2 separate regions of the Homo sapiens genome follow, and region 1 is linked to region 2. A link is an interaction called in ENCODE POLR2A ChIA-PET data of the cell type or tissue named here. Cell type or tissue: GM12878. All regions are shown on one strand. Each heading gives the region's core, and the rest is flanking DNA. Links, peaks and the distances in the headings are about the cores only. Region 1 holds the start of TM2D1 (TM2 domain containing 1). Region 2 overlaps PATJ (PATJ crumbs cell polarity complex component).

Region 1 (10,080 bases), core at 2,011-10,010, 55 kb after region 2:
GAGCAAAACTCCGACTCAAAAAAAAAAAAGAAAGAAAGAAAGAAAAGAAAGTACTCAATAAATGAAGCAGCACATACATGGGAACAAGTATGACAGATACTGGTGACCTCAAGGAGAAAGCCAAAACTAGTAGTAAATAAAGTGAGGCCACAGCAGACGGAGGACTTGAAAACACCACAAAGAACCTTAGGTTATAAGAGTTTATCTTTCATCTCTAAGAAATTAAAGAACCACCAAAATTTTTTGAATAGGATTTTGAATACAATTTTGAAGATGGTATAGGAGTTTCAGCTACTCAGAAGGCTGAGGCAGGAGGATTACTTGAGCCCAGGAGGACAAGGCTACAGTGAGCTGCATTGGCATCACTGTACTTCAGCCTGGGTGAGAGAGCAACACACTGTCTCAAGAAAAATTTTAAAATATTAAAAAGGTACAGGTTATTTTAAAAAATAAAATATTCATCTGGAAGAAGTGTGCAAAATGGATTGACAAAGTTGGGGAAAGGGCCTAGAATAAAATAGAGGAACTAAGAGGTCACTATAGCAAGGTATACAGGAAATGATGAATGCCTGAAATAGAGTGAAAAACGTGTGATTAAATAAAAGAAGGAACACTTACAGATATCAGTTGTTTACTGATTAAAGGTATTAAAGGAGAACAAGGGGAAAACTGAAGGGTAAATATGATTCCAAGTTTTGAATCTGATAAAAGGGACATTGGTTGTGAAATTGAGAAAAGCCAATTTATTTTGTTTTGTCCTTTTTTTTTTTTTTTTTTTGAGAAGCAGGACTTTGATAAGTCAGTTTTAGGTCCTCCATTTGACATTCAAGATAAAATGTACTTGGCATATAAAGGCCTTATTAAGTGATGAATCAAAGTTAATTTAATTTTTGATGGTAGGCAGTTAAGTTAGATTAGCGCACCGGAGGGAGGACACAATCACAAATACTGGGGAGTCAAATTTCAAATGTTGTGCAGAAGGGTATAATAAAGATCTAGCAGAGCCCTAAACTTACAAATTTATCACCAGAGAAAAAGATCACAGCCACAGCACATCAAGCACATCACAGTCAAATAAAAAAGAAAGGTTTGGCCAGGCATGGTGGCTCACACCTGTAATCCCAGCACTTTGGGAGGCCAAGGCGGGTGGATCACGAGGTCAGGAGTTCAAGACCAGCCTGGCCAAGATGGTAAAAAAAAAAAAAAAAAAAAAAAATTAGCCAGGCGCGGTGGCAGGCACCTGTAATCCCAGCTACTCAGGAGGCTGAGGCAGGAGAATCACTTAAACTCGGAGGGCGGAGGTTGCAGTGAGCCGAGACCATGACACTGCACTCCAGCCTGGGCGACAGAGTGAGACTCTGTCTCAAAAAAACAAACAAACAAACAAAAAAAAAAAATTAGCTGGGTGCGGTGGCAGGTGCCTGTAATCCTAGCTACTTGGGAGGCTGAGGCAGGGAGAATTGCTTGAACCTGGCAGGTGGAGGTTGCAGTGAGCCCATATCGCACCACTGCACTCCAGCCTGGGTGACAGAGTAAGACTCTGTCTCAAAAAAAAAAAAAAAAAAATTTGAGAGGAAGAATCTTTTACTTAACGTTTCTGTCCTAACTGTGAAAACAGAAGTTAGGTTGGTTCCCTCAGAAAGTTTTGCTACAGTGCAGAACTATCTGTTAATGTAATCAGTTGCATGTGAAAACCTTAAGAATGAGAAGATCCAATGTATAAAGATCCAAGGTAAGAGGCCTTGAATCCCACAGGAAGCTACGTTTCAGGCTTCACTTGTAATCCTTTTTCCTTATGTTTCTGCACAACAATTTCCACCTTGGTTTGTACTATTTATGTCCTTTGCTTTCTATACAATTCTATAGAATTTTTATGTGACAAAGAAATTAGGCATTGTAAAGATTGAGATTTAAGTTCTTACTAAATTTAGAAGATGCATTGATCATGTGATCAGAGACTGTGTTTGCAAAGAAATAAAGTAATATATTTTACTGAGCCATGAGAAAATAGATTAAGGGGCAGTAAGAAGCGACAGTTTTTTTGTGTTTTTTTGTTTTTTTTCAACATATCATCAGTTCAAGAGTCAAAAATTTTGTGTCGTTTCTTTACTTTCATGGGGAAACATTCTTGTTCTTTTTAGTTTTACATACTGTAGAAGAGTATAAATATAATCATATATAATGGGATTAATCAGTAAAGAGGGCTGGGCACAGTGCCAGCACTTTGGGAGGCCAAGGCGAGTGGATCGCCTGAGGTCAGGAGTTGGAGAGCAGCCTGGCCAACATGGAGAACCCAAAACACAAAAATTAGCTGGGAGTGGTGGTGGGTGCCTGTAATCCCAGCTACTCGAGAGGCTGAGGCAGGAGAATCACTTGAACCCGGGAGGCGGAGGTTGCAGTGAGCCGAGATCACACCATTGCACTCCAGCCTGGGTGACAAGAGTGAAACTCCGTCAAAACAACAACAACAACAACAAACCAGCAGAGTAAGCATTTTCAAAGAGTTAAATCAAAATCTATGTGGAAAATGACAAATACAAAGATCAGCAATATTCTTGCAGTCAGCAGAAAAACATCTAATTTTGTCATAATATCAATAAACTCAAACTAGAAAGTTGTATCCTTTAACCCCAACTTTCTTTATTAGATTGTACTTTTAAAATCACTGCTGGGCATGGTGGCTCATGCCTGTAATCCTAGTACTTTGAGACGCTGAGGCAGGAGGATTGCTTGAGCCCAGGAAGTTGAGACCAACCTGGACAACATAGAGAGACCTCATCTCTACAAAAAGTGAAAAATTAGCCAAGCGTGGTGACACAGGCCTCTAGTCCCAGCTACTCAGGAGGCTTAGGCGGAGGGTGGCTTGAGCCTGGGATATCAAGGCTGCAGTGAGCTATGATGGTACCACCACACTCCAGCCTGGATGATAGAGTGAGACCTTGCCTCAAATTAAAAAAAAAAAATCAAACCAGAATATTTTAATTTTTAAAAACTTTAAATAATTTAATTTTTTTCTCCAGAATTCTAGGCTCTACAAACCAGAACATTCTTTTTTTTTTCATCTTACAATTTCATTGCATGCGTTTATTTTTATTATCATTTACTAACTGGTAAATGAATTCATCTCTTCATTTTTATACTTTGTGTCATTTTTTACTGGATATGCCTTTTGTAAGTATCACATAGCAAATTTTATGTAGTCAACAAATATTTAAAGAGCACTCACTATGTTATCAATCACATTTTTGTTTGTTCATTTGTTTGTTTTTGAGACGGAGGCTCGCTCTGTCACCCAGGCCAGAGTGCAGTGGCACAATCTCTGCTCACTGCAACCTCCACCTCCCGGGTTCAAGCGCCAATCACATTTTTAAAAATTATTGTACTTTAAGTTCTGGGATATATGTGCAGAACGTGCAGGTTTGTTACATAGGTATACACGTGCCATGGTGGTTTGCTGCACCCATCAACCTGTCATCTACATTAAGTATTTCTCCTAATGCGCTCCCTCCCCTAGCCCCCCACCCCCTGACAGCCCCAGTGTGTAATGTTCCCCTCCCTGTGTCCATGTGTTCTCATTGTTCAACTCCCACTTGTGAGTGAGAACATGCAGTGTTTGGTTTTCTGTTCCAGTGTTAGTTTGCTGAGAATGATGGTTTCCAGCTTCACCTATGTCCCTGCAAATGACATGAACTCATCCTTTTTTAAGGCTGCATAGTATTCCATGGTGTATATGTGTCACATTTTCTTCATCTAGTCTATCATTGATGGGCATTTGGGTTGGTTCCAAGTCTTTGCTATTGTGAAAAGTGCCACAATAAACATATGTGTGCATGTGTCTTTACAGTAGAATGATTTATAATGCTTTGGGTATATACCCAGTAACGGGATTGCTGGGTCAAATAGTATTTCTGTTTCTAGATCTTTGAGGAATCGCCACTCTGTCTTCCACAATGGTTGAACTAATTTACACTCCCACCAACAGTGTAAAAGCACTCCTATTTCTCCACATCCTCTCCAGCATCTTTTGTTTCCGGACTTTTTAATGATCGCCATTCTAACTGGCGTGAGATGGTATTTCACTGTGGTTTTGATTTGCATTTCTCTAATGACCGGTGATGATGAGCTTTTTTTCATATGTTTGTTGGCCACATAAATATCTTCTTTTAAGAAATGTCTGTTCATACTCTTGGCCCACTTTTTGATGGAGTTGTTTTTTTTCTTGTAAATTTGTTTAAGTTCTTTATAGATTCCAAACCAGAACATTCTAAAAGCATCAAAATGGTAGTCAAAATGCAAAGTTACTGTCTTTTATTACCAGGTAATATGTGTAACAGATATTCTGATCCTTAGTCTTGGATTTCTTAAACAAAAATTATGGGAGGCCATTGTTTCAAACTGAGCTCCTGCACTAGGCCCCCAAATACCAGATCAAACCAAAATGGATTCACTCATGCTAAAAGCCACATGCTCAACTGAAGGTTTAAGGAAGCAGATAGATCCCCAAACAGACCAATTTTTCCTGAAAGCAGGAGATTCCAGTCTACTTGAGTCTCCATAACAAGGAAGTCCCCTCTGCTTTAACCCTTACAAAAAACCCTACAAACCCCTTCTTTTTCTTTTTTCTCCTCCTCCTCTCCCTCCTCCTCCCCACTTTTTTTTTGGAGACAGGGACTTGTGCTATTGCCCAGCCTGGAGTGCAGTGGCACAATCATGGCTCACTGCAGCCTTGAACTCCTGGGCTCACCTGATTCTCCAGGCTCAGCCTCTTTAGTAGCTAGGACTAGAGGCATGCCCAGGCAATTTTTTGCTTTTTGTAGAGATGGAGTCTATGCTGTCCAGGCTGGTCTTAGAACTCAAACTCCTGGACTCAAGTGATCCTTCCACATTGGGCTCCCGAAGTGTTGGGGAGCCACCATGCCCAGCCTCCAACCGCGAATTTTTCTGTTGCTGTTTCTTTGTTCCCACCTTACAAAACCCAGTGTTTTATTATTGCCCAGCGGGAGTTTTCTTTCTAGTGTATAGAATGAAGGCTGCCCCACTCCTTGAATTGTGACTAAAAGTTAATTAGATATATAACTGAATTTGTTGTAATTTTGCCTTTGACAGATTTTTTTTTTTTTTTTTGAGAAGAGTTTTGCTCTTGTTGCCCAGGCTGGAGTGCAATGGTGTGATCTTGGCTCACCGCAACCTCCACCTACCGGGTTCAACAATTCTCCTGCCGCAGCCTCCTGAGTAGCCGGGGCTACAGGCACGCTCCATCATGCCTGGCTAATTTTTGAATTTTTAGTAGAGACGGGGTTTCTCCATGTTGCTCAGGCTGGTCTCTATCTCCTGGCCTCAGGTGATCCGCCTGCCTCAGCCTCCCAAAGTGCTGGGATTACAGGCGTGAGATACCGTGCCTGGCCAGATTTTACCTAATCCTTGCCTCGTAACCATGTCATAAATTTCATCTCAGAATAGGGCTGAGGGATGGTGTTGAGCTGTATATTGTACATTTGATTAGCTTTTCTGTTTGGTTTTTGTGTTTTTTTTTTTTTGTCTTTGTTGTTGTTTGCTTGTTTTTGAGACGGAGTCTCGCTCCGTCGCCCAGGCTGGAGTGCAGTGGCATGATCTCGGCTCACTGCAACCTCTGCCTCCTGGGTTCAAGCGATTCTCCTGCCTCAGCGTCCCGAGTAGCTGGGACTACAGGCGCCCACCACCATGCCCAGCTAATTTTTGCACTTTTTTTTTTTTTTACTCCAGACGGGGTTTCACCATATTGGCCAGGCTGGTCTCGAACTCCTGACGTTGTGATCCACTCACCTCGGCCTCCCAAAGTGCTAGGATTACAGACATGAGCCACTGCACCCGGCCGGTTTTTGTTTTTTAAATTCAAGGTTTTTTTGTTTTTTTATCTGTTTTTTTGAGACGGAATTTAGCTCGTTACCCAGGCTGGAGTGCAATGGCAGACCTGGGTTCACAGCAACCTCTGCCTCCCGGGTTCAAGCGATTCTCCTGCCTCAGCCTCCAGAGTAGCTGGGACTACAGGCGCCCTCTCCACGCAGGGCTAATTTTTGTTTTAGTAGAGACAGAGTTTCACCACGTTAGCCAGGATGGTCTTGATCTCCTGACCTCAGGTTATCTGCCTGCCTCGGCCTCCCAAAGTGCTGGGATTACAGGCTGAGTGACCACGCCTGGCCTAAGTAAAAGTTTAAAGGTTCGTTTTCTAGGCTATACACTGCAACCTCCGCCTCCCGGGTTCAAGTGATTCTCCTACCTCAGCCTCTGGAGTAGCTGGGACTATAGGCGCGTCCCACCACGCCGGGCTAATTGTTTGTATTTTTAGCAGAGTCAGGGTTTCACCGTGTTAGCCAGGATGGTCTTGATCTCCTGACATCACGATCCGCCCACCTTGGTTTCCCAAAGTGCTGGGAATACAAGTGTGAGCCACTGCGCCCAGCCCTAGGCTATACCTTTTTAAGCAGTCATGTATCCTACAAAAATATAGCGTTTCAACTACTATTTTGGGAGAATCTTTTTTAAATGTTTCTTTTTCTTTTCTTTTTTTTGTTCAAGCCATCTGCCTTCCTTGGCCTTCCAAAGTGCTAGGATTACAGGCTTGAGCCACCACGCCAGGCACAGGAGGAATATCTTAAGCAAACCCATTGTCCTACTACAGTAGCTAGTATGTGCTTCTAATGTAACAATTATCAAACACTTATCAAATAGTATTTAACTGTTTGTATTTTCCCTTACCAAACAGGAAGTGCTTACCTGCAGGGTTTTTGTCTAAATTTTTGAGTCTAGGGTCTAGCTTCATGCTGAGTACATAGTAAATGCTCAATTAAAAACAATTTTTTTTTCCTTTTTGGAGGGAGAGGGAGGACGGAAAAAAAGGAAAGAAAGGAAAAACGAAGGAAGAAAAAAGAGAGAAGGAAGAAGTCCATTTAGAATAGGAAGTTTATAACTGAACTACTAAATTTTTCACTTAAATCATTTAAACCTGATTTAAAGCATAAATATTATGTATAAATGTCTTAAATTAAAAATAGCGGCGGGGCGCGGTGGCTCACGCCTGTATTCCAGCACTTTGGGAAGCCAAGGCGGGCGGATCACGAGGTCAGGAGTTCGAGACTAGCCTGACCAACATGGTGAAATCCTGTCTCTACTAAAAAATACAAAAATTAGCTGCGCGTGGTGGCGTGCGCCTGTAATCCCAGCTACTCAGGAGGCTGAGGCAGGAGAATTGCTTGACCCCGGGAGGCAGAGGTTGCAGTGAGCCAAGATCGTGCCACTGCACTCCAGCCTGGATGACAGAGCGAGACTCCATCTCAAAAAATAGCAGCGGGGCGTGGTGGTTCATGCCTGTAATCCCAGACCTTTGGGAGGCTCAGACGGGTGGATCACCTGAGGTCGGAAGTTGGAGACTAGCCTGATCAACATGGAGAAACCCCGTCTCTACTAAAAATACAAAATTAGCCAGGCGTGGTGACTCATGGCTGTAATTCCAGCTACTCAGGAGGCTGAGGTAGGAGAATAGCTTGAACCTGGGAAGTGGAGTTTGCAGTAAGCGAGAATCGTGCCATTGCACTCCAGCCTGGGCAACAAGAGCAAAACTCCCGTCTCAACTCCATTTCTGTCTCTAAATGAATGAATGAATAAAGCATAGTAATGCTACAAAGTTGTTTTATTATGAAAATTTTAGGGCCAGGCGCCGTGGCTCGCGCCTGTAATCCCAGCACTTTGGGAGGCAGAGGCGGGTGGATCACCTTAAGTCATGAGTTCGAGACCAGCCTGCTCAACATGGTGAAACCTCGTCTCTACTAAAAATACAAAAATTAGCTGGGCTGGTAGTGGGCGCCGTAATCCCAGCCTTTCCGGATGCTGAGACAGGAGAATAGCTTGAACCTGGGAGGCGGAGGTTGCAGTGAGCCGAGATCATGCCATTGCAGTCCAGCCTGGGCAACAACAGTGAAACTCCACCTCAAAAAAAGAAAATTTAAAAACGTAGTTTATGTTTAAATATTACTTCAAATAGTTGTATGTCTTCCAGAATATATATTCCAAAATGAGGCCAGGCACAGTGTGGCCTCACACCTGAAATCCCAGCACTTTAGGAGGCAGAGGCGGGCAGATCACTTAGGCCAGGAGTTCGAGACCAGCCTGGCCAAAATGGTGAAACCCTGTCTTTACTAAAAATACAAAAATTAGCTGAGCGTGGTGGCGCACGCGTGCAGTCCCAGCTACTCAGGAGGTTGAGGCAGGCGAATCACTTGAACCAGAAGGCAGAGGTTGCAGTGAGCTGAGATTCTGCCACTGTACTCCAGCCTGGGTGGCAGAGAGAGATTCCATCTTAAAAAAAAAAATTTACTTCTCGTAAAACATTATACCAGTGTTCTCAAAGTGGGGGTCCCTGGACTAGCAACACCCACATCCCTTGGGATCTCCTAGAAATGGAAATTATCCAGTCCCTCCCTACATCTTTTGTATCAGAAACTCTGAGTGCCGGTTCTATCATTCTGTTTTAATAACTACTACAGGTGATTCAGATGCTATTCAAAGTTTGAGAACCACCAAAGTTAGTGCTAAAGTATGGATGAAGAAGCACCACTCAAGTTCAAATTTTTATATTGTTAGACAAAAAAAAGATTAAACTTAACTTTACGAAAACATTTTTTCCTCACTGTTAAAGTTCCCCACCACAGAACTTTTAGAACATATAGAAATTTAAAAACAACAGATGGAGGAAAAAAAATCTTCAACTTTTCACTTAATCATAAACTATTTGGTTTCCTCTTGTTACAGTTTCCACCCCCCAAATTATCCCCCACCTAAATTGTCACTTTTTTTTTTTAAAAGGCGTAATGTCTCTCACAGTTTTTAAGTTCTGTTCGTGGCAGCCTTCCAAAATCCTTCTCTAAAGTTACAGGAGGACATTATGTCAATTAGTAAGAGCATAGATCTGAAATCTGGCAAACATCAATTTCATTCCGACTGAGTCACTTAGTGATTAAGGTCAGTGTGTTTCAGCGTCTTTGAGCCTTGTTCCTTATCTGTAAACCCAAAACCTATCAGGGCTAACTGCGATGATGTCAGGAAAGCATTGATTCCAACCTCTGACGCCGCTGGCACTTTCAGAGGACCGAGAAGCCTCAGCTAAGGGCGCGGGAATGAGAAGCGGGTGAAGCACCTGATTGCCTAAACCACTCGTTTCCTTCCTCCAGCACTCAAAGATTAACCTTAGCTCCTTCCAAGGGTTCGTGGGGGAAAATTCGCCTCGAGGGACTGGGTACATGCATATTTTAAAAGGGTCTCCCAATGTGATTCCACGGGCTCACGGGCAGAAGAACACGCGAAGAGACGGAACTGGCCTCTATCCTATGCGAGGTCCCTTTAAGAACCTCGCCCTGTTGCCCTTCTCCCTCCCGCTCCTGGGCGGAGGCGGAAGCGGAAGTGGCGAGAAAGTGTCGGTCTCCAAGATGGCGGCCGCCTGGCCGTCTGGTCCGTCTGCTCCGGAGGCCGTGACGGCCAGACTCGTTGGTGTCCTGTGGTTCGTCTCAGTCACTACAGGACCCTGGGGGGCTGTTGCCACCTCCGCCGGGGGCGAGGAGTCGCTTAAGTGCGAGGACCTCAAAGTGGGACAATATCCTCTGTGGAGAACACCCCCCCATGGAGGCGAGGTAGAGTTGGGGTCGCAGGTGGGTCGCTGCCGTCAGGACTGGCTAGGGCTGTACTGAGTGAAAACGATAATCTGATCTGTGGCTTCTAATGACTGAAGGATCCCTGAAGGTGAACAGAGTTGTGGAGATGGGAGGGCCAGAGGCCACCCTTTGTGATTTCCTTATGATTTTACTAGTCATTGGCGCTTCCTCTTCTGATCCACTTTTTTTTTCTTTTTTATCAGTGTGCTTACTTGTTCAGTAAAACATGTAGATCCTGAAGTATGCCAGGCCCCGTTCTAGACACTAGTAATACAAAGATGGATAGTCTCTTACCCTGGAAATGTTTGCCAACTCTTCCTAGGGGGAAGACAAGTAATAACGATCTAGCCAATGTGTTGCCCATTTATCATTAACTTTATGTATATTATGCATATTACCT
Region 2 (12,570 bases), core at 2,471-10,470:
ACTCCTGGCCTCAAGCAATCCTCCCCCTTCAGCCTCCCAAGTAGCTGGGACTACAGGCGTAAGCTACTGCATCTGGTCCTAAGACTTACTTTCAATACTCATCTTTTAAACATTTCTGTAAAGGAGTAAGGTGTCTAAATACATAATACTTAGCTTTTAATTCAAAACATTAACATGAAAAAGTAAATAATTGATTGGATCAAGTTTCCACTTATCACATATCCACATTTGTCTCTCACTACAAAGTAGAAGGCTCCAGGGAACTAGAGTAATGGAGGAAAAAGAAAATGTAACCACAATTTGGAGAAACTTTTTATTTTTTTGAGACAGAGTCTCACTCTGTCACCGAGGCTGGAGTGTAGTGGAAGGATCTCGGCTCACTGCAACCTCCAACTCCCAGGTTCAAGTGATTCTCCTGTCTCAGCCTCCTGAGTAGCTGGAATTACAAGCGTGTGCCACCAATCCTGGCTAACCTTTGTATTTTTAGTAGAGTCAGGTTTCACCATGTTGGCCAGGCTGGTCTCGAACTCCTGGCCTCATGTGATCCACCCACCTCATCCTCCCAAAGTGCTCGGATTACAGGCATGAGCCACCAAGACCGGCTGGAGAAACTTTTTAAAGGTTCTGATATTTCAAATAGAAAACTTCCACTCATACTGTTCCAAGTAGAGAAAGGCAACAACTTCCCAGAATACACAGAATGACATCTCAGGTGATGATAATCAGTGGCCTTCCACCCTTTTCCACCATAATCATTTCTCTTTCCTTTTGTTTTTGTTTCAGTTTTTTTTTGTCTGTTTTGTTTTATTTTATTTATTTATTTATTTTTTTAATAGAGTCTTGCCCTGTTGGCCAGGCTGGAGTGCAGTGGTGCAATCTCAGCTCACTGCAACCTCTGCCTCCTCGGTTGACATGATTCTCCAGCCTTAGCCTCCCAAGTAGCTGGGACTACAGGTGTGTGCCACATCTGGCTAATTTTTATATTTTTAGTAGAGATTGGGTTTTGCCATCTTGGCCAGGCTGGTCTTGAACTCCTGACCTCAGATGATCCACCCACCTTGGCCTCCCAAAGTGCTGGCATTAGAGGCGTAAGCCACCGCATCTGGCCCATTTCTCTTTTCTTTCCTCTTCCTCCTGGACCCTCCCTTCAAAACCTATTTCTGGTCATCATGGTGGCTCACGCCTGTAATCCTAGCACTTTGGGAGACTGAGGTGGGCGGATCACCTGAGGTTGGGAGTTCGAGACCAGCCTGACCAACATGGAGAAACTCCATCTCTACTAAAAATACAAAATTAGCCAGGCGTGGTGGTGCATGTCTGTAATCCCAGCTACTCAGGAGGCTGAGGCAGGAGAATTGCTTGAATCTGGGAGGCAGAGGTTGCAGTGAGCCAAGATAGTGCCACTGCACTCCAGCCTGGGCAACAAGAGCAAAACTCCATCTCAAAAACAAAACAAAACAAAACAAAACAAACAAACAAACAAAAAACTTATTTCTTTGCTTTTACTTTATTATGTCTTCATTAAAAGCCCATGTTGAGATAATGGGAAGGAGTTTGGAATGGACCAGAAAGATGTGAATTCAAATTCCAGTTTTGCAACTTACTCCCTATAAGGTCTTTAACATGATGTTTGACTTTATTTTCCTCATCTATTAAATGTATAATAAGGCCTATCTGGCAGAATTACTGTGAAGATTTCAGATGACCTGAGCAATTCCAGGTGCTTGATAATTTAAAATAATAACTATTATTATTACATAATTAAAATAATTAGTATAATAAATATTATTGATATCCATTCCCTTTAACCAGCCTGTGGCTACCAGTGATAATTCTCACACATCGGCCAGTGTTTACAGTTTTCCCTCCACCACCTGGATGTCTCCTCACCAGCCCAATGAAATAGACAAGGCAAGTATTATTATTCTTCAATTTATAAATAAGTCACTGACGCTCAGGGAGGCTGAATGACTTAACCCTGAGAAACAGTGAAACAGAAAACCAACATGTCTAATGTCTCCCAATAAGTTTTTTTTTTCCTGTTTCACTAGTGAGCGCACAACTCACACCAATGTGGTGCTTCAAGTTGAAAGAATTTCTTATCTTACAGTGTGTCACACCCAGGCTTTGGTTTAAGATGAAAGAATGATATGTATACTCACAGAACCAGGGCCCTTGCTGGCTACAGTAGGCAGGGCAACAGGTAAGGCTGCAGGGGCAGGGGGGGTGACTGAAATGTCACCAGCTGGATCTCTAGCAACGAGCATCCTGACTGAATTCCCACAGTTCCTTAGAACTTGTGCAACTTGCTCACTGGTCATTCCCTGCACGTTTGTGCCACCAATCTTCAAGATGTGGTCCCCTGTCTGGAGTCTTCCATCCTTCAAGAAAAAGACAAAATTATTTTGAGAAATAAATGCTGTAACTTCACTGGTTAATAACAATTCATCAGACTTTCAGCTCTGGCAAAATGGCTGACAAAGAAGCCACCTAAAATGCTGAATAAAATGGAATACTGTTAATAACTGGTTGAAATGGCAAGAGTAAAGGAATTTCATGTAGAACACAAAGGAATGGCTCAAAATGAGAAAAGTAATCAGTATTCTAAAAAAGGCCTTTGTTGAGGGTATAAGCTCATGCCTAATGGCCTAGAGTTGGGTGTTAATGGTCACGTGTGCAAGGAAGAGGACAGAAAGGCCAGGGCCTCAAGAAGGAAAGGTCAGAACAGAAGCCTCCAGCATAAAACTGGGAACTTCACAACCAACATCCTCAGTGACATGTTTGAGGAATAGAAAGATGCCAGTGCGGCTACAAGAAAATGAGGAAAAAGAAGAGTAGTCTAAGAGATGGGAGAGTTAATGGAGTCAGACAGTATAGGGCATCTTCTTTTCATGATTGGGAAGAGAAGGCATCGAGCAGAGTTTTGAAACAGAGGAGTGACATTACCTGACTGACTTTAACAACATAATTCAAGCTTCTGTGCTTAAAATAAACTACAGAAGAGGAAACAATAGAAGCAAAGATACAAGTTGGGAGGCCTTAGCAATAATCCACAATAGCTTGGGTGTGTTTCACAGTTGGGGTGTTCAGAAGTGAGATTCTAGATAGATAGACAGATAGATAGATAGTTTTTTGTTTTGTTTTGTTTTGAGTCAGAATCTCACTCTGTTGCCCAGGCTGGAGTGCAATGGCATGATCTCAGCTCACTGCAACCTCCGCCTCCCAGGTTCAAGCAATTCTCCTGCCTCAGCCTCCTGAGCAGCTGGGATTACAGGCGCGCACCACCACGCTCGGCTAATTTTTGTATTTTTAGTAGAGATGGGGTTTCACCATGTCAGGCTGATCTCAAACTCCTGACCTCTTGATCCACCCGCCTCAGCCTCTCAAAGTGCTGGGATTACAGGCATAAGCCACTGCGCCCGGCCAAGATATATTTTTAATAAACTGTCAATAGGATCTGCAGATAGCTTCTATATGGGCTGTGAGGGAGGAAAAGGAGTCAAAACTCCAAGTTTTTAGCCTGAGCAACTAGAAAGATAGAGTTGCCATGAACTGAGATGCAGACTACAGAGGTACAGATGGGCGAGGTGGAAATCAGGAGTTCAGTTTCAGAGCTGTTGTCTTAGATACCTATTAGACATTCAAGTAGAAGTAACAGGTATACAGCCAGATACACAAACCTGAAGTTCAGTAGAGAAATCCAGACTATGTATTTAAATTTGGGAGCTGGGGAGAGGTCAAACAAACAAACAACAACAACAACAAAACACCTTGCGGGTCATTAGCACATAGGAGGTATTTATAGTCATGATTCTGCCAGCACAGTGGCTCACACCTGTAATCCCAGCACTTTGGGAGGCCAAGGTGGGTGGATCACTTGAGGCCAGGAGTTCGAGACCAGCCTGGCCAACATGGAGAAACTCCATCTCTACTAAAAATACAAAAATTAGCCAGGTGTGATGGCACATGCCTGTAATCTCAACTACTCGGGAGGCTGAGGCATGCGAATCACTTGAACCTGGGAGGCGGAGGTTGCGGTGAGCAAAGATCACGCCACTGCACTCCAGCTTGGGCGACAGAGCAAGCCTCTACCTCATAAAAATAAAATAAATAAATAAATAAGTCAAGATTCCAGATGAGTTGAAAGAAAAGATACATAATGTTATATTTCTTAAGCTAGGTGGTATGTATTACACACTGGTAATTATTGTTTTGTTTTGTTGAGATAGAGACCCACTCTGTTGCCCAAGTTGGTCTTGCAAATAATTATTGTTTTAATTATCATTTAAAATGTGTACAGATATTATATACATTCTTTTATATGTATGTATATTTCATACACAGAAGGTAAATAATAATTTATCAAAATGAGTATCTGTTCAAAGTGTTCATCATTTCCCTTCTTTGATAAATTTTTGAAACAGCTAATTTTTACAAAATTTTTCCTAAATTTGTTTAGTCAGAAATTCTGAATTCACTTTATTATAGTGTATTAAAGATACCACAATGTTAACACAGCTGGCTTCATTTAAACTTATACATGCAGAGCACCTTACAGGTTCAAAATCACTTTCATGTACCATCTCACTTAGAGAAGGACAACTTTCAAATGAGAAAATTGAGATACAAACAGTTTGACTGACTTGACCAAGGTCACAAAGCTGATAAAAAGGTTGAACCAAAGCTGAATCCAAGTTGCTCACCGAAGACTATTCTCATTTCAGTTATTTGCCTTATACTTCAGTATCTCCAGAGTAACATTACTGTAGCAAGTCAATCTCCTACAAGCAAAGGCTGCTAGTAGATAGTAAATTTATTGCTTTCCTATTCTCCAAGAAACTGCCTATAACTCTCAAAAAGTTTGAATGAAATGAAGATGAAAAATAGATATCCTGCAACATGGAGAGAAAGCTTGAAAAGAGAGCAATGACTACTGGGTTAATCCAGTTCTGAGCTTCAAATTCCTAGTTCCAGGTGGCACCACCGCAAGCTAAAGACGACAATCTGAAGGAAGAAGTTTTTTAAAAAACCCTTAGACTGAAAAGTCTATTCTCCATCCTTCCTTTTCTCCAATTTTACAGGAACCTAAATGAAGGAATGCTTTAGATTGAAATAATACGTACAAAGCTCTGTGCTTTGTTGTAAATGCTGCAGAAGCCACTAGAAGGGACTGGAAGTGTAGAGAAGTGGTGCAGCGGAAATGCAATTTAATTCAGAAACATCTGGAAAGACTTAGAAAACAGAAACAGAGGCAAGGAGGACATTGTTATGAAAAAAAGAATGAAGAATTGCTGGATTTCTACTTTAATAGTGATAATCTGATATTCTGTTTTCATGCATGCAACAGACTTGAAACAACATAAGCAACTACTTAAGAGAAAGTCAGTGGTGCTGATGAAAAATAAGGGTAAAGTTGCCTCTGTAAATCAAACTATTCTTCAACAGAATTATGCACTGATCAAAAAATTAAAAAATATATATGTCTAATAAGTGTTTTCATACTTGGCTTGGCCAAAGAAGGGCATTTTATCATAAAGTATATTTTTAGTCACTTCCTAGGCATTATTTTTCTTCTATTTTATCTCAACTCTTAATTTAAAATGATGTCGATAATTTGCATCTGTCACTGAAAGTCAAACATTTTCTTGCTACAGAAAAGCAGGTGTTCTGAAGAATTCATAAGTACAAAAATAGTCATTAGTCAGATTGATAGAAAGACACCAAAATGACAGCTACCTTGTCTAAGTCCAGCAGCCCCAGTCTGCATTTTATTGATATTTTCTGATCAACATTTTCCGTCCATAACCTGTCTTCTGTGTGAGGAAACTAAAAGGCATAAAGTCCCTTTTGTTCTTTAACAGAAATCATCAATCAATGAAAACCAATAAATAGCTATGCCAAGATTCAAGTACGTAGCGTGCTAATCAAACATTCACATATAAAAGTTTTATTAATCCATAGATTCTTTCAAAAGAGAAAAAAATTATGCATATTGGCAAAGATAGTATGAAAGGCAGAAAAATTAAAACAGCTGAAGCAACAGGGTATCACACACTTACAGTGAATGTACACCTGTAATCCCAGCACTTTGGGAGGCCGAGGTGGGCAGATCACCTGAGGTCAGGAGTTTTTGTTTTTGTTTTTGTTTGAGAGGGAGTCTCACTCTATCACCAAACCAGCCTGGCCAACATGGTGAAACCCCATATCTACTAAAAACACAAAAATTAGCTGGGCATGGTGGTGAGCGCCTGTGATCCCAGCTACATGGGAGGCTGAGGCACAAGACTTGAACCTGGGAGGTGGAGGATGCAGTGAGCCAAAATCATACCACTGCACTCCAGCCTGAGCAACAGAGCAACACCCTGTCTCAGAAAAAAAAAAAAAAAAAAGTAGCAACTCTGGGCTAAAAAAAAACTCACATTACTTTGCATTTTAACTTCTCTGATATGCTGTTGTGGATGATAATTTAAAAAAAAAATTTTAAACCTATAGGAATTCAGACCTGAGCTACAAAAGAAGAAATCAAATTTGTTTCTTCAAAAACTAAAAAATGAATCCAGGTACCATGGCTCATGCCTGTAATCCCAGCACTTTGGGAGGACTGCTTGAAGTCAGGAGTTGGAGGCTGCAGTGAGCTAGGATCGCACCACTGCACTCTAGCCAAAGTGACAGAGCAAGACTCTGTCTCTATTTAAAAAAAAAAAAAAAAAAGAAAAGAAAAGAAAGGAAAAAAAAAGGCACCAAATACTTCCACAACTCAGACAATGAAATCATAACTATGTTTGATTCCAGGCCAGTTTTATTATTGGTCTTCAATCAAAAGGCAACATGCCATTGATAGAAAAGGGTAACTTTACAAAATAAAATACACTGTTTCCCTAAAGGAATTAAAGAAACTATCCTATCCTACTCAAATTCCCAGAGCACTCATTAACTGATTTTTATAGATAAAGAAAATATCTGTTTATATAATCACTCAAAGCAAAATTGCTTGGGACTAACCAACCATTTAGTGACCTCAAGCTGGGCCTTCCTTACTCTACACTGAAAGTCTCTCAAAGTTCACATCCACCCTCAAACCCTTGCTTGGTTCCATTCCTTCCTAGTATTAGGTTACTGGGTAGTCAGTAGACTCATATTATAACTGTTTCATACCAAAATGTCAATCATTTATGACAACCTTTAAATAGGCTGTGTTCTGAAGACAACGAGGTATTCCGGTATACCTGACCGCCCTAGAACTTCGCCAGACCACATGAAAGAGGTTTCTGCACTTCAAGGGTTTTACACTGCCTGTTATCAATGTCACACAAAACAAAACAAAAAGTACCTCCCAAAAAAATGTTTAACTCTTGCCACAACTGATAGAATGTTCTCAAGGTGAGTGTTTCAAGCACTGTGAATTTTGGAGAGGCTCTGAGGCTTACAGGGAGATAGGCCTTTTAGCTACCCTTTTAATATCATAGAATTTCTCTATCCATGGAATTGGCCTGATTATATTAACTGATTGGACATTGTAACTAGATCTCAACAAATGTTTCTTAAAAGATTCCTATAAATCAATTTTTTAAAATAAATAAATGCTATTTTCTACTTCATTTCTTTTACATCATTAGCAGCAGGACACAACAGAAAGACAGGTAAGGGCTTTGGAGTCAGATGCACCCAAGTTCAAATCTTAGCTCTACTTTGGACAAAGTGTATGGCCAAAGGTCAGTTGTTCATCCTCCCTAAGTCTCAGATCCTTCTTAAGCAAAATGAGAATACATTTCTCTCCCAGTGGGTTATAAGCATTTTGGGAACTAAGAGGCATTGTGCTAAGCATGTTACATTGATTAACATTGAATTTTCACACAGCCTCTTATTTAAGGCAAGCAAAATTATCTCCTGCCAAAAAATAAAAAAAAGCATTAATGGCAGGCCTAAGACTACTTTCCTTGGAAAGGCCTTCTCACAAGGTTAGCCCTTGGCTAACACCTGGGAGCTTAGATTCTGTGAGGGTTCTCACCATTCCCTGGTAAAAATGGCTCTAGGTGCCTAAAGTGTAGTCTCTCCTGAACACCTGCATTCTTCTGCAAGTCTAGGACTTCGGTATATGCTACACAGTGTGTGCCTATGTGACCAGCATCCAGTAACAACCCTGTGCAGAGTCTCTGATGGGCTTCCATGGCAGACATTTCAGATGTGTGGTCATAATTCACCACTGGAAGACTTAAGTGTGTCTGTCCTATATGACTCCATGGGGAGCGGACTCGTGGAAGCTTGTGCCTGGTTTCCTCCAGTCTCCACCTCATGCACCTTTTCCATGTTGATTTTGCTTTGTATTCTTTCACTGTAATAAATATAGCTGTGGGTGTAACTGTATGCTGAGTCCTATGAAACCTCCTAGCAAGTCATCAAATCTAGTGGTCTTGGGGACTATTTTAGAAACATAGAATTAAGCCAAGAAGTCAATTGCCCAGGGTGAGAGGTGGATCCAGAATTCAAGCCTTCATCTGTCTGATTCTAAAGCTCACACACTATAATCCTATGCTCTTTCCTTTCAGAGGCTAATTTGGATGTAGGTGTGCTGAGAATTTCTCCAAAGGTAGATAATAGGGAGGGTGTATACCACATCTTGTGCCATAGCCTAGGGCCTGAGGGTGCTGCAGCTTAAGTCATTTCATGAGTTATAGAAAGCATAACATTGACTGGTAATAAGCAACAAATGGGGCCAGGCTGAGGAAGGAGATAAGTTGGTTATAGCAAGAAGGCTGAAGAGATTTTATCTGCCATCAGCTGACATGAGAGGAAAGGAGAAGTGAATAGTGCTCTGTCCCCTATGGCTAGGCCTTACCATATGCCCTAGAAGAGATAATAGCTCTCTTGTTCCTAGAGCTGGCTACTCCCTGTTGATGGATGTGAACAATTGTGCACAGGTGTATATCAGGAAAAGGAAAACACTAGGATTAACTTTGGATAAATTCAAACAACAAAGCTCAGACTTCAGAATCAAACAGGTACGGGCTCAATCCTGACTTTGTGGCTCACCTAGCTGCTGTAACCTAGGGCAATTTCTTAATGGTTTCCATATCTATAATTTGGGAATAAAACTTCTAAGAGTATTTTGAAGGTTACATGAGAATAATGTACATTAAGCAGATAACAATGTCTGGCGTAAGTACTTCCTTCTCTTTGAGCACTTATGACCCTATGACAAGCATACCCTCTACCTCCTCTTTGATGATCTGAAATAGTGACGATCCCTTCCAGTAAAGGGCGAAAATCAGACTTGGGCTTTTTCCAACAATGCCTCAATGGGATTAATCTGGGAAACTCTGCACATCTTATTCTTGTGAAAATTCATAAAGCATGTTAGTATTTTAAAAGCTCAGAAAATTCTTACAGTAAAGAAACCTATTGGATTTTGTTTAAATTTACTTGACCCTTTGTTGTTCACAATAACCACTCCACTTTGCATTTTGGAAAAAAAAAAATGCCACTCCAACAAACAAACCTATTAAAATTGCTAAGGCAGAGGCAGGAGGAGGGAGGGAATACAAAGAAAGGCATCCCAAAATTTTCTGCAATATTTTATTATTTCCAGGTTATAAAAATTTTTTTTAAGAATCCTTAAAGAATATTGTGTTGTGCCACAGATGTGTGTGGTTTTTGTTTGTTTGTTTGTTTTGAGAAAGAGTCTTGCTCTGTCGCCCAGGCTGCAGTGCTGTGGCGTGATCTTGGCTCACTGCAACCTCTGCCTCCCAGGTTCAAGCAATTCTCATGCCTCAGCCTCCTGAGTAGCTGGGATTATGGGCATGCACCTCCACACCTGGCTAATTTTTTGTATTTTTAGTAGCGACGGGGTTTCACCATGTTGGCCAGGCTGGTCTCGAACTCCTGACCTCAAGTGATCCACCCAGCTCGGCCTCCCAAAGTGTTGGGATTACAGGCATGAGCCACTGCACCCAGCCACAGATGTGTTTTAAAGGTCTATAAAATGAACATTCTCAAACATTCTGGTCTCAGAACTTGCTACAGTTTGGATGTTTGTCCCCCCCAAACCTCATGTTGAAATCTCATCCCCATTGTTTGAGGTGGGGCCCAGTGGGAGGTGTTTGGGTCATGGGGGTGAATCCCTCATGAATGGCTTGGTGCAGTGAGTTCTTGCTCTGAGTTCTCTGCAGTGCGTTTACTTAGTGCAGTGAGTTCTCACTCTGATTGTTAAAAAGAGAGTTGCCCCCCACCCACCACTTCCTCGCTGCCCACGTGATCTCTGCACACACTGGCTCTCCTTCACCTTCCACCATGGAAGCAGCCTGAGGTTTTCCCCAGATGCCCAATTTTCCAGCCAGCAGAGCTGTAAGCTAAATAAACCTATTTTAAATTACCCATCCTCAGATATTTCCTTATAGCAACACTAAATGGATAAAGACAGAACTCCTTTACATTCTTAAAAATTATTAAGGATGGAGGGATAGGAATTACAAAGTAGTACGGGAATCTGCTGGGGGTAATGAATACGCTCATTATCTTGATTGTGGTAATGATGGTATAACAGTTAAATTACATGTGTCATCTGGGCTGTGGTGCTGACTGTTTTGGTCAAACACTAATCTAGATGTTGCTGCAAAGGTATTTTGTAAATGTGATTAGCATATACAAACAGTTGACTTTAAGTAAAGGAAAATTACCCTCAATGATGTAGGTGAGCCTCATCCAATCAGTTGAAGAATTCACAAGCAAAAACTGAGCTTTCCTAGAGAAGAAATTCTGCCTCAAGAATGTAACAGAGCTTCCTCAGACATTCTGCCGGCCTGCCCTATAGATCTCAAACACAAGACTACAACATCAACACTTGTCTGGGTTTCCAGCCTCCTGGCCTTCCCTACGTATTTTGGACTTGCCAGCCCCCACCATGGCATGAGCCAATTTTTTAAAATAATATCTTTTTTAAAGTAATCACACGCATGTCCTATTGGTTCTGTTTCTCTGGAGAAATCTGGTAAAGATGAATCCACAAATGTATACATATGCAAAAATTGGTACTGAGGAATTTTTAAAATATTTAATATTTAGTATGTTAATTTTTATCATTTATGTATATTATGTCATTATATTTTTAAAAGAGCTATATTTTCCAAAACAAAAAATATTCGCCAGGCTTGATGGCTCACACCTGTAATCCTAGCACTTTGGGAGGCCGAGGCAGATGGATCATAAGGTCAGGAGTTCCAGACCAGCCTGGCCAACATAGTGAAACCCCATCTCTATTAAAAATGTAAAAATTAGCCAGGCATGGTGGCACATGCCTGTAGTCCCAGCTACTTGGGAGCCTGAGGTAGGAGAATCGCTTGAACCTGGGAGGCAGAGGTTGTGGTGAGCCAAGACTGCACCACTGCACTCCAGCCTGGGCAACAGAGCAAGACTCCATCTCTCTCTCTATATATATATATATTAGTAAGAGTGGGACTGTTTAATATTTTTACAAATCTCTTTAATATCTGGCTTAAAACAGCTGGACTCATCTGCTTCTGCATTCAGTATGTTACAATATACTGTTTTGGATGATGTATATGAAGAATATCTGGCCTCAATCAGATATATAGTTGGAAAGGGGAGGGGTATTATAATAGTCCTTTCAGCCTATTCTTTGATAACACACCAAAACTTGGCAAGTGGTGGTTTCTTATACAGTTACAATGTAGAATCTGGAACCATATCAACAAACTTTCAGACACTATTTTATTAAAATCCACTGATCTATCTTGATTTTTGAAAGGATCTTTTAGCTACATATTATTTTGTCATATCACATATTGGTCTTCAGAAAATATTGAGGCTGGGTATGGTGGCTCACACCTATAATCCCAGCACTTTGGAAGGCCTAAGCAGGAAGATCGCTTCAGGCCAGGAGTTTGAGACCAGCCTGGGAAACAAAGCGAGACTGTCTCTACAAAAAATAAAAATAAGGCCAGGCGGGTGCAATGGCTCACACCTGTAATTCCAGCACTTTGGGAGGCCAAGGCGGGAGGATCACTTGAGCTCAGGAATTTGAAATCAGCCTGGGCAACATGGTGAAACCCCACCTCTACAAAAAATAGAAAAACTAGCTAGGCATGGTGGCCTGGGTCTGTAGTCTCAGCTCCCCCAGAAGCTGAGGTGGGGGGATCACTTGAGCCCCAGAGGCAGAGGCTGCAGTCAGCCAAGATAGCACCACTGCACTCCAGCCTGGGTGACAGAGTGAGACCCTGTCTCAAAAAAATAAAAATAAAAATAAATTAGCCTAGCATGGTGGTACATGCCTGTAGTACCAACTACTCGGGAGACTGAGGTAGGAGGACTGCTTGAGCCTGGGAGGTCGAGGCTGCAGTGAGATAGGATCACGCCACTGCACTCTAGCCTAGGCAAAAGAGCAAGACTATGCTAAAAAAAAAAAAAAAAAAAAAAAAGAAAGAAAGAAAGAAAAAAGGAAGAAAATAGAATATCCATTCACAGTTATGCAGACCTTCCAAATACCGACATATTTCATCATATAATATCAAGACAATCATATTGGTTAATATCAATCAACAATCTAATCAGAAATGC

What was found. ChIA-PET counts read pairs that join two places held together with the same protein. Peaks named below come from ENCODE experiments on the same cell type or tissue, not always from the same donor. Only the 100,000 strongest peaks of a DNase experiment are listed, where the experiment ranks them.
Region 1: POLR2A ChIA-PET joins it to region 2 with 7 read pairs; 7 of 35 experiments call an interaction of 5 or more read pairs at or near these places.

What each region holds. Positions count from the first base shown.
Region 1 is chr1:61,724,499-61,734,578 of GRCh38, reverse strand. TM2D1 (TM2 domain containing 1) reads left to right here and starts at 9,438. Exons shown (of 7, transcript NM_032027.3): 1 at 9,438-9,622. The coding sequence starts at 9,459. RefSeq lists enhancers at 8,763-9,448, 9,097-9,756, 8,793-9,992, 9,449-10,080. In GM12878, for the core only: no CTCF peak of the experiment used is centred there; a DNase peak (open chromatin) is centred at 9,268; H3K4me3 peaks cover 1,659 bases; H3K27ac peaks cover 1,256 bases.
Region 2 is chr1:61,777,565-61,790,134 of GRCh38, reverse strand. It overlaps PATJ (PATJ crumbs cell polarity complex component), which reads right to left. Exons shown (of 44, transcript NM_001350145.3): 8 at 2,163-2,381. Among named protein-coding and RNA genes, the nearest start is that of PATJ-DT, 41 kb to the right of the region's middle. In GM12878, for the core only: no CTCF peak of the experiment used is centred there; a DNase peak (open chromatin) is centred at 7,224.